5 separate regions of the Homo sapiens genome follow, and regions 1, 2, 3 and 5 are each linked to region 4. Evidence: chromatin contacts called from ENCODE Hi-C or POLR2A ChIA-PET data. All regions are on one chromosome and are shown on one strand. The core of a region is the stretch at or near the end of the contact, and the rest is flanking DNA. Distances in the headings are between cores, read along the strand shown.

Region 1 (2,700 bases), core at 75-2,574, 1.5 Mb before region 4:
AACCCTTAAAGAATGGGGTGGGTTGAGGGAAGGGCCTCTCAGGCCGAGTGAACAGCAAATGCAGAGGCCTGGCCTGAGGAACAACAGGTTCAGCGCGCCAGCGGTTAGGCAGGGGGACACACTAGGACCAGTGACCAGATGCCCAGTCCACATGACCTTGTTTGCCATGTGGCAAAGTAAAACAGAGGTTCCTCTTCAAAAACTTTCCTCCCCGTCTAATTAGGAATAAATAGTAACTTCTCTTAAAAGCAAAATTTATTCAAAGATCTGTGCTAACATTCTTAAATATCTGCTAGCCATAATAAAAAAAAATGTACTTTATGTTCTTAGCTCCCACAATTTAGCCTAAATATTTGCCCTGGCATGCTTTTACTAGTCCAAGCAAGCATTAGGTCATAGCCTGTTCCTCTTCCTTATTTAAAAGTGTTTTCATCTTTCTCAGCATTCCACAAGTTACTTCCTCCTTCCTTTGTTCTCCTCTACCTTTGCCTCTTTTAAAAAGTTCTAAGTTGCTAGCCAATCGGGACAAATACAAAATGTGAGGTCCGGTCCAGCCAATAAAAACCAGCCACAGCAGTAAGGTAAACACGTCAGGTTATAAATGACCCTGTCTCCTTTTGTTCAGTGTACTCTCCTGGCAAAACTGCTGGCGAGTGTACCCTTTCTGCAGAAAGTAAAAATGGCCTTATTCAGTAAGTTAAATTTATGTTGCTATTTCTTTACGACACCGGAAAACAAACATTTCAAACACCATGCTGAGAACTCAGTCCTTGTTTTGGGGAGGGATGCACTTGGAAGATTCGAGCTAAGGTACAATCCTCCCTAGGTATCCGCGGGTCATTGTTTTCAGGACCCCCACAGATACCAACATCCGCCATGCTCAAGCCCCTTACATTATGTGGGGGTGCACGGTGGGTCCTTCCCATCCGCAGGTTCGGCATCCGTGGATGGGGAGTGGATACAGAGGGCGGACTATACAGCTTGAAAGGCTTCCCTGGAAGCAATATGTAGAGTGGATTGTGGAGGAGCAAGAACAGAAGCGGGGAGGCTTGTCCAGAGCATACAGGGGAAGGATGTACGGCCAAGGGAGGAATCCCAGACGACCGCGATACGTGACATATTTATGTTTGCACGAAAATAAAGTTTGGAAGAAAAGTGTTGGGGGAACAAGGGATTCATTTTCCCGGGGTAGTTGGAATGCAATGGGACGCCTCAGGCCGCTGGGACAGGCTGGCCTCCGCGCGGGGGCGCCCGAGCAGCCGAGCCGCCGGGCCTTCCGGCTGCCCCGCCGGAAGTGCTCTCCTGACCCGCCGCTGTGCAGCGCAGCGCACCGCGGGAAGATGGCGTTGGAGGTCGGCGATATGGAAGATGGGCAGCTTTCCGACTCGGATTCCGACATGACGGTCGCACCCAGCGACAGGCCGCTGCAATTGCCAGTGAGTGTGAAAGGAGGGTGGGTGATCGTGGCTGGGCGCGCGGAGCCTGGGCCCCGGGGAGCGCGCAGGCAGCGGTGAGGGTGAGGGGTGGGAGCTAGGAGCCCGGGCCAGAGCGAGGAGCCCAGGCTGTCGGGTCAGTGGCCGCAGAAGGGGCGAGCAGACGTCCCCCAGGCGGGCTCACGGAGCCCGGGCTGCGGGGGCCGAGGGGCGAGGGGCGACGGCGGCAGCGGCAGCGGCTGGCCGTGCGAACCCCGAACTGGCTGCTCCCTGCGAGGCGGGGCGCGCGAGCCCTGGCGCCTCCTGGAGGCCGGCTTGCGGCGGCCTCTTAGACGTCTCACCTCCGCCTACCGCTCTTTCTTTTCTAAACTTGGGGCTTCCCCACTCCATCGCCGCTAGGTAACCATAAAGGGGCAGATTTTGCCAAATATGTAGCATCTAGGGACATCAGCCTGAAACAGCCTGTGATGCTCATTTTCTCCCTGAGCCGAAGGGAGACTGAGGCCCAGGAATGAAGTTTATCGCTCACTCAAAGATCTGGTTTTCCATGTTTCCACCGAACCTAGCTTTGTCATGCGGTACCATGGCACTAGGCTTTTGCATTAGCCTCTCTGATTTTGTTTGTTGTTTTGAGGTGGTCTCACGCTGTTGCCCAGGCTGGAGTGCAGTGGCGCGATCTCGGCTCACTGCAACCTCCGCCTCCCGGGTTCAAGCGATTCTCCTGCCTCAGCCTCCCGAGTAGCTGGGATTACATGCGCCCGCTGCCACGCCCGGTTAATTTTTGTATTTTTGGTAGACGCGGGGTTTCACCATGTTGCCCAGGCTGGTCTCGAACTCCTGACCTCAAGTGATCGGCCTGCCTCGGCCTCCAAAAGTGCTGAGATTACAGGTGTGAACCACGGCGCCCGGCCACATCCAGCTAATTTTGTATTTTTAGTTGAGACGAGATTTCTCCATGTTGGTCAGGCTGGTCTCGAACTCCCAACCTCAGGTGATCCGCCCGCCTCGGCCTCCCAAAGTGTTGGGATTACAGGCGTGAGCCACCTCGCCCGGCCTAATTTTTGTATTTTTAGTAGAGACGGGGGTTCTCCATGTTGGCCAGGCTGGTCTTGAACTTCCGACCTCAAGTGATCCACCCGCCTCGGCCTCCCAAAGTGCTGGGACTACAGGCGCGAGCCACCGCGCCCGGCCCAGCTTCCCTGCTTTCTAAACGGGAATTTGTCTTGACTGCCTTGGTAGGTAGCAACCTCTTTGAGAGGGCGTTGGT
Region 2 (2,847 bases), core at 348-2,847, 1.1 Mb before region 4:
CTGTGTTCCTGCCTCTTATGATTGCTGCCACTTACAAACCAGCAAGAACAGAGCACAGCAAGCAGAGGAGAGTTCAGTCTTGCTGATGTCACATGAAGCAGAATGAGGACTCTGCTTGTTTGGCTCCTGAGTTTAAAAGATAAGTAGACAATTTATTGTTGGTAGGTTGAGAAAATTCAAGAACAGAGAGAAATCTGACAGTCTGGCCATAAGAAGAAATTTTTGCATTTATGTTCTTATAGCCATACCTGAAGTCAACTAATTACGTTTGGAGAGAAGTAGAATGCTTGCTTTAAGAAGAAAAAACAGGCTAGGGCGCGGTGGCACACACCTGTAATCCCAGCACTTTGGGAGGCCGAGGCGGGCAGATCATGAGGTCAGGAGATCAAGACCATCCTGGCTAGCATGGTGAAACCCTGTCTCTACTAAAAATACAAAAAATTAGCCGGGCGTGGTGGTGGGCACCTGTGGTCCCAGCTGCTCGGGTGGCTGAGGCAGGAAAATGGCATGAACCCGGGAGGCAGAGGTTGCAGTGAGCCGAGGTCGCGCCACTGCACTCCAGCCTGGGTGACAGAGCGAGACTCTGTCTCAAAAAAAAAAAAAAAAAAAGAAAAGAAAAAACAAATGTTCTATGTTGACCCTATCCCCAACATCCTTGCAGCAGGTCTATTGTACCTTAAGCTGTGCTCTAACTTCATTAGCAGGCTCTAGGCCTCTCTCCCAGAGATCACCCATGGGAGGGATCCAGCTTCCTTCACTCAGCAGCTCTTACACTGCTCCCAGGAGGAAGGAAGCATTTTGTTTTAAAGAGACTGCAACACAACCCAAAGGAAAGACAGTTATCTTAGTGTCCATATGTCCACAAGAGGAAAATGTGGGTGTAGCATTTTAATCCCAGTAAGTGACAATTAGTCACTAGGCTTCTAAGAAGTTTGACACTGTTATTCCTCTCCCCCTTTTCTAAATTGCAAGGGTAATACTGCATTTGCACAGAAACCATGCTAACTGGCTAGCTACTTCATTAAATTACCATATGATTCTTATTTTATGGGTACAAAACAGTTGATCTCAGTGAACCGGCAACTTAGAAACTTAGGAGGCAAATTAGAGCAATTACTAATAAATTATACATGTGGTAACTAACAATTTGTCTATCACCTAGAAATATGAGAAAAAACTGCCAGACTCCCTGGCTCTGCAATTCTGAACAAGTCTTTTCATTTTTTTCTTTTCCAAGACCAAAAGCTGTCATTATCCACACCAGTTATACCATTACTCTTGCTGCTTTCACAGAGTCCAACATTTATAATACAAAGTTAGGAGTACAACGAGTGGGATTTGCATTCTGTTTGGAACAGAGTGTTTGACTGCTTAAAATTAAAGAACTAAAAAAAAAAAAAAAAAAAAATTCCCAGAACCTCAAATCACCCCCTAAAAACCAGGAAGTGAGATTCATGTTAGCTTTCCCTAAGTAAGTTTATGGAAGAGATAATGGCAAGAGGTAGGGGCAAAGTATCTGTTCATTCATAATCACTACTGTGCTTCGTTTCTGGGCAAGGTAGTCTGATGAAATTAAAGGAAGTTCTGTGTTACAAGTCATGTGCTTTTATGGGGGAGGAGGTGAGATGAGGTCAATTAACAAGATATGATCTTTCTCTTCTCTCCCTGCTTGTCTCACCCAGGCCTCGGGTGTGCCATTCAACATGAAAGGTGTTGATGCCATTCATTAATTGAGGGTCAGATTCCTCTATCAGCATATTCCTCCCATCTGAGACTGCCTTACCTCCATCCACTTCCACCCCCAACAGGTTTCATTTTCTGCAGCTGCTGTCAAGAGCTACGTGGAGGAAGAGAGTGGTTTTAACAACTGCATGCTCAAATTTATTCTCACTGGCCTCTTGTTTGAAGGAAGTCCAATGTCTAGACCCTGGATGTTGAAACAGGATGTAAAAAAAACACCAAAAAAACCCTGTATATTTGAGAGAGTTTTGAAACCCATCCCAAATACACTCCAGCAATGGAGAAAAATTTGATTTTGGCATAATTTATATACCACATTTCTCCCCGTACCCAACAAAAGTGTATGCTAATGTCTCTATATCACATGATATATCAGTTTAAAATATTCTTTCTCTTTGCCTTTGTTCGTAGTCTCATTTCCACTTTTACTTAAAATTTTAATATCTTCTCCCCAGGTTCTTTATTTATTTTTGCTATATGCCTGAATATAAGACCTAATTCCATGTCACCAATATCTCCCTTGAGAAGCACTGATGTTAAGTAGAATAAAATGTAATCAACACTCATTGTTTCCTACCAGGACAACAGTAGGGTTTAAAACAAAACCAACCTCGTTATGAATTCCAAACGCCCTTCTAAATAACTCTGGGTGCCATTTCACAACCTGACCTGCATAGTTCCTTTAGGCTGCTGTGGGAGTTGTGACTATCCTGTGTCCACGTTTGCATGCTAGGTTGCACTAACCCAGTAAACACATTCTGTATCAGCCTGCAGTTTGTGGAGGTCCGAGCACAACGCATGGAATTCCACCTCTCTGGGGTTCCTGCCAGGTGGAGCAATCCAGAAGTATAGCTTCCACCTGTAGGGGAGGCGCCTGCAAACCTGGCAGCTCTGAGGTCACACTGCTCTTAATTCAGACCACATCTGAGCTCACCTAGCTAGATGCTAAAGCAGACAATTGCAGAAGTGCAGAGGGTGGCAGAGAGAATTTGGGGGCAATGATCCTCAACTCTCACATTCCTTTTGACTAAAATGCATTGTAATGACTCTACCTACTTCAGTAGTGCTAGGAAAGAGATGTGGATTACTGCCTCTGTGCAATGATAA
Region 3 (2,700 bases), core at 201-2,700, 1.7 Mb before region 4:
TACTGTTGCCACTTGTAATTGTTTTGAAGTCAAGTCAGGCTTCCAATAATAACGTTTATATTAATTATTCTAATTGTCAACTACTCCATTGCAAATTAGAAAACCACCAATACAAATGTCATTTGCTATAACAAGTCAATGTTTATACAAGCTTGCCCAACCTGCAGCCCAGAACAGCTGTGAATATAGCCCAATACAAATTCATAAACTGTCTTATAACATGGTGACATTTATGCACGGATTTTTTTTTTTTTTTTGAGACAGGGTCTCACTCTGTTGCCCAGACTGGAGTGCAGTGGTGCATCTTGGCCCACCACAACCTCCATCTCCCAGGCTCAAGTGATTCTCCTGCCTCAGCCTCCCAAATAGCTGGGATTACAAGCGCCTGCGCCACCTCACCCAGCTAATTTTTGTATTTTTAGTAGAGATGGGGTTTCACTAGGTTGGCCATGCTAGTCTCGAACTCCTGACCTCAAATGATCCACCCGCCTCGGCCTCCCAAACTGCTGGGATTACAGGCGTAAGCCACCGTGCCTGGCCCCTGCACAGACCTTTTTTAAAGCTCATCATCTATCCTTAGTGTTAGTATATTTTATGTGTGGCCCAAGACAGTTCGTCTTCTTCCAATGTGACCCAGGGAAGCCAAAAGATTGGACACCCCTGATTGAGAACAATGCCTGGAACTTTGTAGCTCTCAAAAGTTTGTTCAATGAATGAATGAGTGAATGCTTCCAATACAAAACCTTAGAACAGGCAAGTCAAAATGTCACCAAAAGGTGGGAAGAAGAGGCATTCACGGTACTGGTTGAGTGCATAGTAAATAAGGTACTTGCACAACTATGGGCAACAAAGAGACGGCTTGGGAATTATCAAACACCAATTTTGATTTTGATGAGAACAGTCATAACCCAATATTTGAAGATTTTGATGGTTGCTTCTTCTTTGCCCCTCTAACCACCCCCCCCACCCCAGAACGATGAAGGGTTAACCAAAACACCACCAAAGGCAACTACTTATTACCTTTGTTATTCCCACATAAAAAATTGAGCAGACCTATTGTTTAAGCAGAAGAGGCAGTCCCTCAATGAAGCAATATCCTGTTTGAATAATTTAGGATGGGGCATAGGCCAGCCCACACAGCGCATTTGTGTGACAGGGCGTCCCACTCAGACGTCTCCATTTCCGGTATCTAGAGCCGGCTGCCCTCTAAAAATCCCCCTGTTACAGTCGGGATAGAAAACAAAAAGCTTAATTTACCAGGAGGCTAAACAGATTGTGCCTTCTTAGGCAAATGTTCCACCTGCTTGGCCAATTAGCTTCCTCTCCCGAAAGACTCGTTCAACAGGTTTCCTTTTTCTCTTCTCTGCCTCCTGGGTTGGGGAAAGAGGCTGTCACTTCGCTTCGACCCTCCCCTTCCCTCCCTCTCGGCTTTTCCACAGTGGGTCGGACCAATCGCGCCCGCTCCGACGTGTCCAGGTCCGCGGCCCCGGGAGCTTGGCGCGGCCCGGCCTGGATGCGCTGGGCGGAGGGTGCAGGGGAGGGCACGGCGCCGCTTGCTTGGCCTGCGCACCCGGACCTAGAAGCCGGGACGAGCCGGGGCAGAGCCAGGCGCGCGGAAGTCTGAAGGTGCCCTCCAGACACGGCCCCGATGACTGAACTACAGCAAGATGTGGAAGACACAAAGCCTGCGAAAGTGCTCGGGAAGAGGGAGAGCAAACTTGGCTCAGCCCAGTGAGTATTCTCAGCTGGGACCCATCCAAGGAGGTGGGAGGAGCGCAGCCTAAACTTCTCTGCCCCGGGACGCATTTTGGGTGGATGCGGATTTCTGGAGCTCCTATATGGACAATCTTGTGGCGCGCTCTCTCTGTCTCTCACTCTCTCTCTCTGTCTAGATATTCAGTTAAGGAGATGGTTTAGATTGATTGAAAAGTCTACTGTAGGATTTAAACAAATTCTCTTAATTCAAAACTCACTGGATGTTGGGAAAATAATTTTGTAGAAAATAAGCCTAACCACATTGAAGCTCAAAGTCCCAACACAGCCCTTCGTTTAGAATGACCATTTTCACAAATTCATTTTAGTTCAGCAAATAATTGAGTATCTACTTGTTCAATAACGATGGGCAATACAAGGATAAATGTTATTTTGGATCTGCCCTTCTGGAACTTCAAGAGCAGAGTGGGGATGGGGGAGGCACAAATGAATATTACTGTACTTCAAGGGACTTTGGTGACCATTGCCACATTAAACACACAGACAAGGTATGATAAAGAGTTTAGCCTATAATTGAGTCTTCTCTACTTTTAAAATATTTATCTATTTTGCAGTCTTTGGTAAAATTGGTTTGGGAGGAGAGGTTGTTTTTTTCCTACAAAGTGGTATTTTCTAAGCCTACTGAAGTCACTTCTAATTCAGTCTATGATTTTAGACACTAACCCTTCTGAGCTCTAAAACTCTTGTTCTGGTATCAGGATATGAGTAATTTAGGAAGGAGGGATATGTATTATCATAAGGTTATACTGATGTGATAATTCCACTTTGAAATCATTTTAAGTTGCCAAATTTTTGTGCTTAGAAACCCGGTCTAACTTCTGTTTTGAACTTCATAACTTACATTAATTATCACTAGGCTCAAAGTCTTGTTGAAGTCTGGGTGTCCCCATGGACATTTCTTCTAAGAGGATTAGAATGACTTGCTCC
Region 4 (2,845 bases), core at 188-2,687:
CTACAGCTTGGGCGACAGAGCGAGACTCCGTCTCAAAAAAAAAAAAAAAAAGTACATAAATAAAAACCAAGTAATTGGAGGACGCCATTCATTGATTTTACTTAGGACTTTGGGCATAATCTATAGGTTTAAAAATTTCTGCTGCTAAGAAAGTGGGAACACAGTTATATTCCCTTACATTTTACCGAAGAGAAACTAGACCTGCAGAGGAGTACCTTTCTGTTTCTATATAAGCAGAGGAATTCTGCACAACCCAAATCACGCAGAAACCTCCTGGTAAGGACTCCACGGGTAGTTATTGCCGGCATTGTATTCTGAGAGATGAGCTGCATATCACTTTTGGAAATGCCTTAAATTAAAACTCGTCTTGAAACAACATGACGTCTCAAAGAAGCTCCCTTCTCACCTTGGAACATCAGCTTTTAAAATAAAGGTGTCATCAGAAGTGTGTAGACACCCACTGCATCACAACTGGAACTGATCTCTGGTTATGCCAATCTAGGTCTGCCTGGCAGGGTGAGTCTACCGCTCGAAAGCTGCACAGAGGAAATCCTCCCTCCTCCAGGTTCAGGCCCGGAGTTACGAGCGGAGATTCGCGGCGGCGGGTCAGAGCCCAGAGCAAACCAGGCTGGGGAACGCACCTCGCCCGCGGCTCCGGAAGCGGCTGCGGCCCCGACCGGAAAGCCCCCAGCATCGCCCGAAGGAATCGCGGCTGGCCTGCGGCTCCGGCCCGGCCTCGGGTACCACGCGCCTAGTGGGAAGCCGCACTGACGCCTGCAGCATCTCGCGAGATTTCGGGCTCAGCCCAAGTACTGCGAGTTCACCAAAGCGGGGGGAAAAAAAAAAAGCCAGCGTGCGAGAGCCTCTGAAGCCGTGGCTGGGGCGCTGGGGTGGCAGCTGCCGCGGGAGCATCAGCTACCGGCGTGAGGCGAGGCAGGGCACGCGCGCCGTCCGCAGCCCCGTTGCCTGGGCTGCAGGTCCACTGACGCGCGGCCCCTGGGTGGAGAGAGGGGAGGTGGCCTGGGAGCCCGCTCCTTTTCGCCGCAGAGCGCGGCGGGGGAGGGAGGTGAAGGCGTGGGAGGAAGGCGGCGGAAGAGGAGGTAGCCGCGCGGAGATCCTCCCGGCGACATCACTGAGGCGGAGCGTAGCCGCGCCTGCTCCCCGATCGCGCCGTTCGTGCTGCCCGCACTGCCCGAGGCCCTTTGCGGACTGGCTGGCCGCGCTCTTCGCACGGGGCGCTTTTGCGTGGGGTCGCGCAGGAGCCGCGGAGGGCCGGATCGCTGAGGGAGCGTCAGCCGCGCGCCGCTGCGGGACCGCGGGTGGGCGGGCTGAGGGGCGGAGGAGCCTCCGGCCCCGCCTCCCGCGTGCTGCTGCCGGAGCCGCCGCCGCCGCAGCCCCGCCGAGGCTTTAAACAGCGGGGCCCGCCCCGCGCCCGCCACACTCGCGCGCTCGCTCGGCTGCCGGTGGCCTCTGTGGCCGTCCAGGCTAGCGGCGGCCCGCAGGCGGCGGGGAGAAAGACTCTCTCACCTGGTCTTGCGGCTGTGGCCACCGCCGGCCAGGGGTGTGGAGGGCGTGCTGCCGGAGACGTCCGCCGGGCTCTGCAGTTCCGCCGGGGGTCGGGCAGCTATGGAGCCGCGGCCCACGGCGCCCTCCTCCGGCGCCCCGGGACTGGCCGGGGTCGGGGAGACGCCGTCAGCCGCTGCGCTGGCCGCAGCCAGGGTGGAACTGCCCGGCACGGCTGTGCCCTCGGTGCCGGAGGATGCTGCGCCCGCGAGCCGGGACGGCGGCGGGGTCCGCGATGAGGGCCCCGCGGCGGCCGGGGACGGGCTGGGCAGACCCTTGGGGCCCACCCCGAGCCAGAGCCGTTTCCAGGTGGACCTGGTTTCCGAGAACGCCGGGCGGGCCGCTGCTGCGGCGGCGGCGGCGGCGGCGGCAGCGGCGGCGGCTGGTGCTGGGGCGGGGGCCAAGCAGACCCCCGCGGACGGGGAAGCCAGCGGCGAGAGCGAGCCGGCTAAAGGCAGCGAGGAAGCCAAGGGCCGCTTCCGCGTGAACTTCGTGGACCCAGCTGCCTCCTCGTCGGCTGAAGACAGCCTGTCAGATGCTGCCGGGGTCGGAGTCGACGGGCCCAACGTGAGCTTCCAGAACGGCGGGGACACGGTGCTGAGCGAGGGCAGCAGCCTGCACTCCGGCGGCGGCGGCGGCAGTGGGCACCACCAGCACTACTATTATGATACCCACACCAACACCTACTACCTGCGCACCTTCGGCCACAACACCATGGACGCTGTGCCCAGGATCGATCACTACCGGCACACAGCCGCGCAGCTGGGCGAGAAGCTGCTCCGGCCTAGCCTGGCGGAGCTCCACGACGAGCTGGAAAAGGTGAGCTCGCCCAGCCCTCCCTTCTTCCCCAGCCCCTGGTGCATGCCGACCGCGGGATGTGGCTGCAGACTCTTCCCGAGTTGAGGTGGCGGGAGTAGTAGACGTGCACGACTTGCTGGCATCTCTGGATTCAGCTGTCAAGGGTGGAATTGCCGAGGAATGTTAACTTAATCTCTCAAAAGTTTGTAGCGGGTTTGGCTAGTTACGTGATACCGGAGGGCTGCCTCTAACAACCTTCCCCATCCAGTTAGGTATCTCGTGTGCACTTTCTTTCCCACCCACGCTCAACAGTCACCATCCCTCTGAATGACAGTAGTGTTTGTGGGCCCTTTAGAGGAGAATGTGCAGTGAGGATCTCTCGAGAGAGGTTGGAGAGCACCTACCATCTGTGTCGTTTTGAAAGATTGTGTTGTGTGGCTTATGTACGCCTATTAGGGATCGCAAGAGTGGGAATGTTGCTGTT
Region 5 (2,700 bases), core at 66-2,565, 1.0 Mb before region 4:
GGTTCCAGGCAATTCCTCAGCAGAGCAGGACGCAGGTTATTGGGCTACGATATTTCACACAGAACCATGATTAGTTCTGCTTTGCCCCAGTATTATCATAATTATCCAATATTTCCAGGGTGTATCTTTTTTCCCCGTGTTTTAAATCTTTCTAATTACCTATAATGCACCCCAATGTATACAGCTCCAAATATTGGTAGAGAGCTTCACATGCATTTTTATAAGCTAGTCCTCAGAATATGACCAAATGAGAAGACTGCGACCTCTAATAGACACCTCAACTTGTTCAGCATTGTGCACCAAGGCATAGCTCTAGTGGCTGCTTAAACAAGACAATGTATACTAATTCTGGGAAATGCGCTAGAAAGTATTGGGATATAACAGATCTTAGACACCATCTCTGTCCTTGAGGAATTGAGAATCTTGGGGTCAAGCTAAGGCCATACTATGGATTTTTTTTTTAAGGGCACTAAAATATAAAGTACCACATATACACTATTTATTAATAAACAAGAATAAAGATCACCCAAGCAAAACATTCCCTGTGAAAGACAGCCTTAGAAACAGTCACAAGCCTAACTCACAATGACATTTTAGTGGGGACTTTTCTACCCTTGGACTTATTAAAAAACTGTATGAGCTGCTATTTGTCAGAAGTGAATATCTGTTGAGAATGTACAGTTTCTGATTTATTCTCTCATTGTTCAGTACCCAGAGGGCTGCTTTTGCCCAATAAGGCTGAGAGGAGATCCAGACAGCTCATCCAGAGAGCCCCGGCACTCACAATGTTCCCTGCTGCACCTTTCAACCTTTTCACCCCAATTAAAGGTCAACATGGCTGCTCAAAAATATTTATTTAAAAAGGCAGTCAGCTCAGCGGGCTCCCAAGTGTGATTACACTACCACTTCATAGAATTCAATTAAACCCGGGACGGGGCATCGGCGAATCACTGGAGGAGTATGAAGTTGAGATGTTTTCTGCTTTCTCGAGATGTTTTCTGCTTTCTCTTAAAAAAAAAAAAAGCTTCCTTTTCCCGCCCGTCATTTATTTACTTCCCAGAGCGCTATCACAGACACACACACACGCGTTTATAATCTCCCCCAAGTAGTTCATGGATTTATGGCTCCCGGTTTAATTAAATTCCGTATAACGACTATCCAAATGGGCAGCACGCGGCACAGCGAACCCCCGCCAGCCTGCGCGTCAGCTCAGAGGCGGAGACCCGCGAGCGCTCACCCTCGGCGCGGGACTAAGGGAACCCACCTGAGCCTCACGCCGCCAACGCCTCTGCTTCCGCCCTGCGCCGGGCACTTCCGCCCGCACCCACCAGGCGCCGGCCCCAGGCCCCGCACTTCCGCCCCACGCCGGCAGCACTGCCGCTGGGCGTTCTATCTCAGGTGGTGTCCCGTCTACGCTCTCAAGGGTGGCCGCGCCTGAACCTTTACTCGTGAAGAGTGACACACAAACCAAGGCCAAACTAAAAAACAAAATACGGAAAAGTGACCCCGCATGTTTGGGAACCATTTAATAAGAGGCCTCAGGTGCGGGAGCCAACTTTTTGAGGCTGCGGAGTCCGAGCCATTTTAACCGCTCTGCATGCATCCATTCTTTCGTTAATTTAATATTTACTGCCTCCTCCACTAGGTCTTGGCTGAACTAGGTTATGGGGAATGCGATGAGCAAAACTGGCAGCCGTACCCTCCCGCAAACTGAAAATCGTGTGAGAAAGCAGATATTAGGAAATTATCCCTTATTAAATAGGCCATGGGTTTATTCAGCTAAGTGCTTTGCAGGGAAGGAATATGAGAAAAGACCTGAGTGGGATCTCGTTGAAGAGGTAGCTTTGGGGCTGGGATCTGAAGGGCGTGGGTTGGGGACAGAGCTCTGCAGGCTGGGGGAAGGGTCTGGTGGAGGATGTGCAGTATGGGTTGTATGCGGAAGACTGACGAGTATGGCTGAGACTTAGAGGGAATGGGGAAGAGAGGTGGAAACAGGCTAGAGAGGGTAAGCGAGAGTCTGGCCATGCAGGGCCTTTCAGGTTTGTGCTAAGGGTAGCCGGGGGGCATTTCTGTTTTATGTGGGAAGGGGATTGAACTGATTGCTTTTCCCTTCTGAAAGGACCCCTTAGCTTTGGGAAGTAGATGGGAAGGGTTTAGGATAGGCAAGAGTAGAACAAGCAGGGAGGTGAGGAAGCTACTGAGCATTCCAGGTTCTAGGTGTGGTGGCTTGAATGGTGGTACAGTAAATAATGAGAAAATGATGGATAATAATTATAGTAATACTCAAAGCTAACATTTATTGATTGCTCACCAAAAGCTTTATACTCATTAGTCTGTTTAATCCTGAGAACAATGCAATTAAGTATTACTAGTACCATTTTACAGATGAAGTAATGGAGGTTTAATAACTTGCTCAAGTTCTCACAGTTACAAAACGGTAGATTTGGAATTCCATCTCATGCTGTCTGACGCCTTAAGCTTACCACTATAAATTCAATGTGTACTCAGTGGTTTTAAAAAAGATACAAAGCAAACCAAGGTCAGGAATGAATTCTTTAAACAAACCACACTGATTATGTGATGTCGCTAGAGGCCACATTAAGATAGTAGAATTTACAAGTTCTTTGTCACTTCAGCATTTTCTGATAGGCTAAAGAGGGAATTTTGTGACTGTCAACAGACTACCTATAGTTATTTTTG

Evidence for each region. A loop is a pair of places that touch in the nucleus more often than their neighbours do. ChIA-PET counts read pairs that join two places held with the same protein, here RNA polymerase II (POLR2A). Pooled maps may share reads with other maps.
Region 1: a loop to region 4 is called in a map of CD8-positive, alpha-beta T cell, with 3 times the contacts of the local background. The contact joins the promoter of PHAX here to the promoter of SLC12A2 in region 4. A Hi-C loop is called at or near these places in 5 of 168 maps with a recorded cell type or tissue (CD4-positive, alpha-beta memory T cell, CD8-positive, alpha-beta T cell, OCI-LY7 and 1 more), 4 of 37 single-sample maps with no recorded cell type and 14 of 50 pooled maps. POLR2A ChIA-PET finds 5 or more read pairs at or near these places in 3 of 52 experiments (GM12878, T-cell and activated CD4-positive, alpha-beta T cell).
Region 2: a loop to region 4 is called in a map with no recorded cell type, with 10 times the contacts of the local background. The contact joins the enhancer-like site here to the promoter of SLC12A2 in region 4. A Hi-C loop is called at or near these places in 1 of 168 maps with a recorded cell type or tissue (B cell), 2 of 37 single-sample maps with no recorded cell type and 6 of 50 pooled maps.
Region 3: a loop to region 4 is called in a map of CD8-positive, alpha-beta T cell, with 10 times the contacts of the local background. The contact joins the promoter of GRAMD2B here to the promoter of SLC12A2 in region 4. A Hi-C loop is called at or near these places in 3 of 168 maps with a recorded cell type or tissue (CD4-positive, alpha-beta T cell, CD8-positive, alpha-beta T cell and naive thymus-derived CD4-positive, alpha-beta T cell), 1 of 37 single-sample maps with no recorded cell type and 8 of 50 pooled maps. POLR2A ChIA-PET finds 5 or more read pairs at or near these places in 1 of 52 experiments (MCF 10A).
Region 5: a loop to region 4 is called in a pooled map, with 9 times the contacts of the local background. The contact joins the promoter of C5orf63 here to the promoter of SLC12A2 in region 4. A Hi-C loop is called at or near these places in 1 of 37 single-sample maps with no recorded cell type and 8 of 50 pooled maps. POLR2A ChIA-PET finds 5 or more read pairs at or near these places in 2 of 52 experiments (CD4-positive, alpha-beta T cell and OCI-LY7).

The regions. Positions count from the first base shown.
Region 1 is chr5:126,599,623-126,602,322 of GRCh38, forward strand. It overlaps PHAX (phosphorylated adaptor for RNA export), which reads left to right and starts at 1,325. Exons shown (of 5, transcript NM_032177.4): 1 at 1,325-1,436. The coding sequence starts at 1,341. RefSeq lists enhancers at 407-1,256, 1,257-2,104, 2,105-2,700 and silencers at 1,163-1,372, 1,493-1,742.
Region 2 is chr5:126,970,859-126,973,705 of GRCh38, forward strand. All of the region lies in intron 1 of MARCHF3 (membrane associated ring-CH-type finger 3), which reads right to left. Among named protein-coding and RNA genes, the nearest start is that of MARCHF3, 58 kb to the right of the region's middle. RefSeq lists enhancers at 1,606-1,695, 1,716-1,765. Within about 2 kb of position 1,598, at least 9 of the 41 ENCODE cell types and tissues checked have a DNase peak (open chromatin) inside an H3K27ac peak, as active enhancers do; they include B cell, where a contact is called at or near this core.
Region 3 is chr5:126,421,959-126,424,658 of GRCh38, forward strand. It overlaps GRAMD2B (GRAM domain containing 2B), which reads left to right and starts at 1,451. Exons shown (of 14, transcript NM_023927.4): 1 at 1,451-1,731. The coding sequence starts at 1,649. RefSeq lists a silencer at 1,426-1,555.
Region 4 is chr5:128,082,329-128,085,173 of GRCh38, forward strand. It overlaps SLC12A2 (solute carrier family 12 member 2), which reads left to right and starts at 1,438. Exons shown (of 27, transcript NM_001046.3): 1 at 1,438-2,382. The coding sequence starts at 1,627. SLC12A2-DT (SLC12A2 divergent transcript) reads right to left here and starts at 847. Exons shown (of 4, transcript NR_152813.1): 1 at 642-847. RefSeq lists a silencer at 1,102-1,931 and an enhancer at 2,422-2,591.
Region 5 is chr5:127,072,187-127,074,886 of GRCh38, forward strand. It overlaps C5orf63 (chromosome 5 open reading frame 63), which reads right to left and starts at 1,316. Exons shown (of 5, transcript NM_001164478.2): 1 at 1,265-1,316. RefSeq lists a silencer at 1,173-1,392.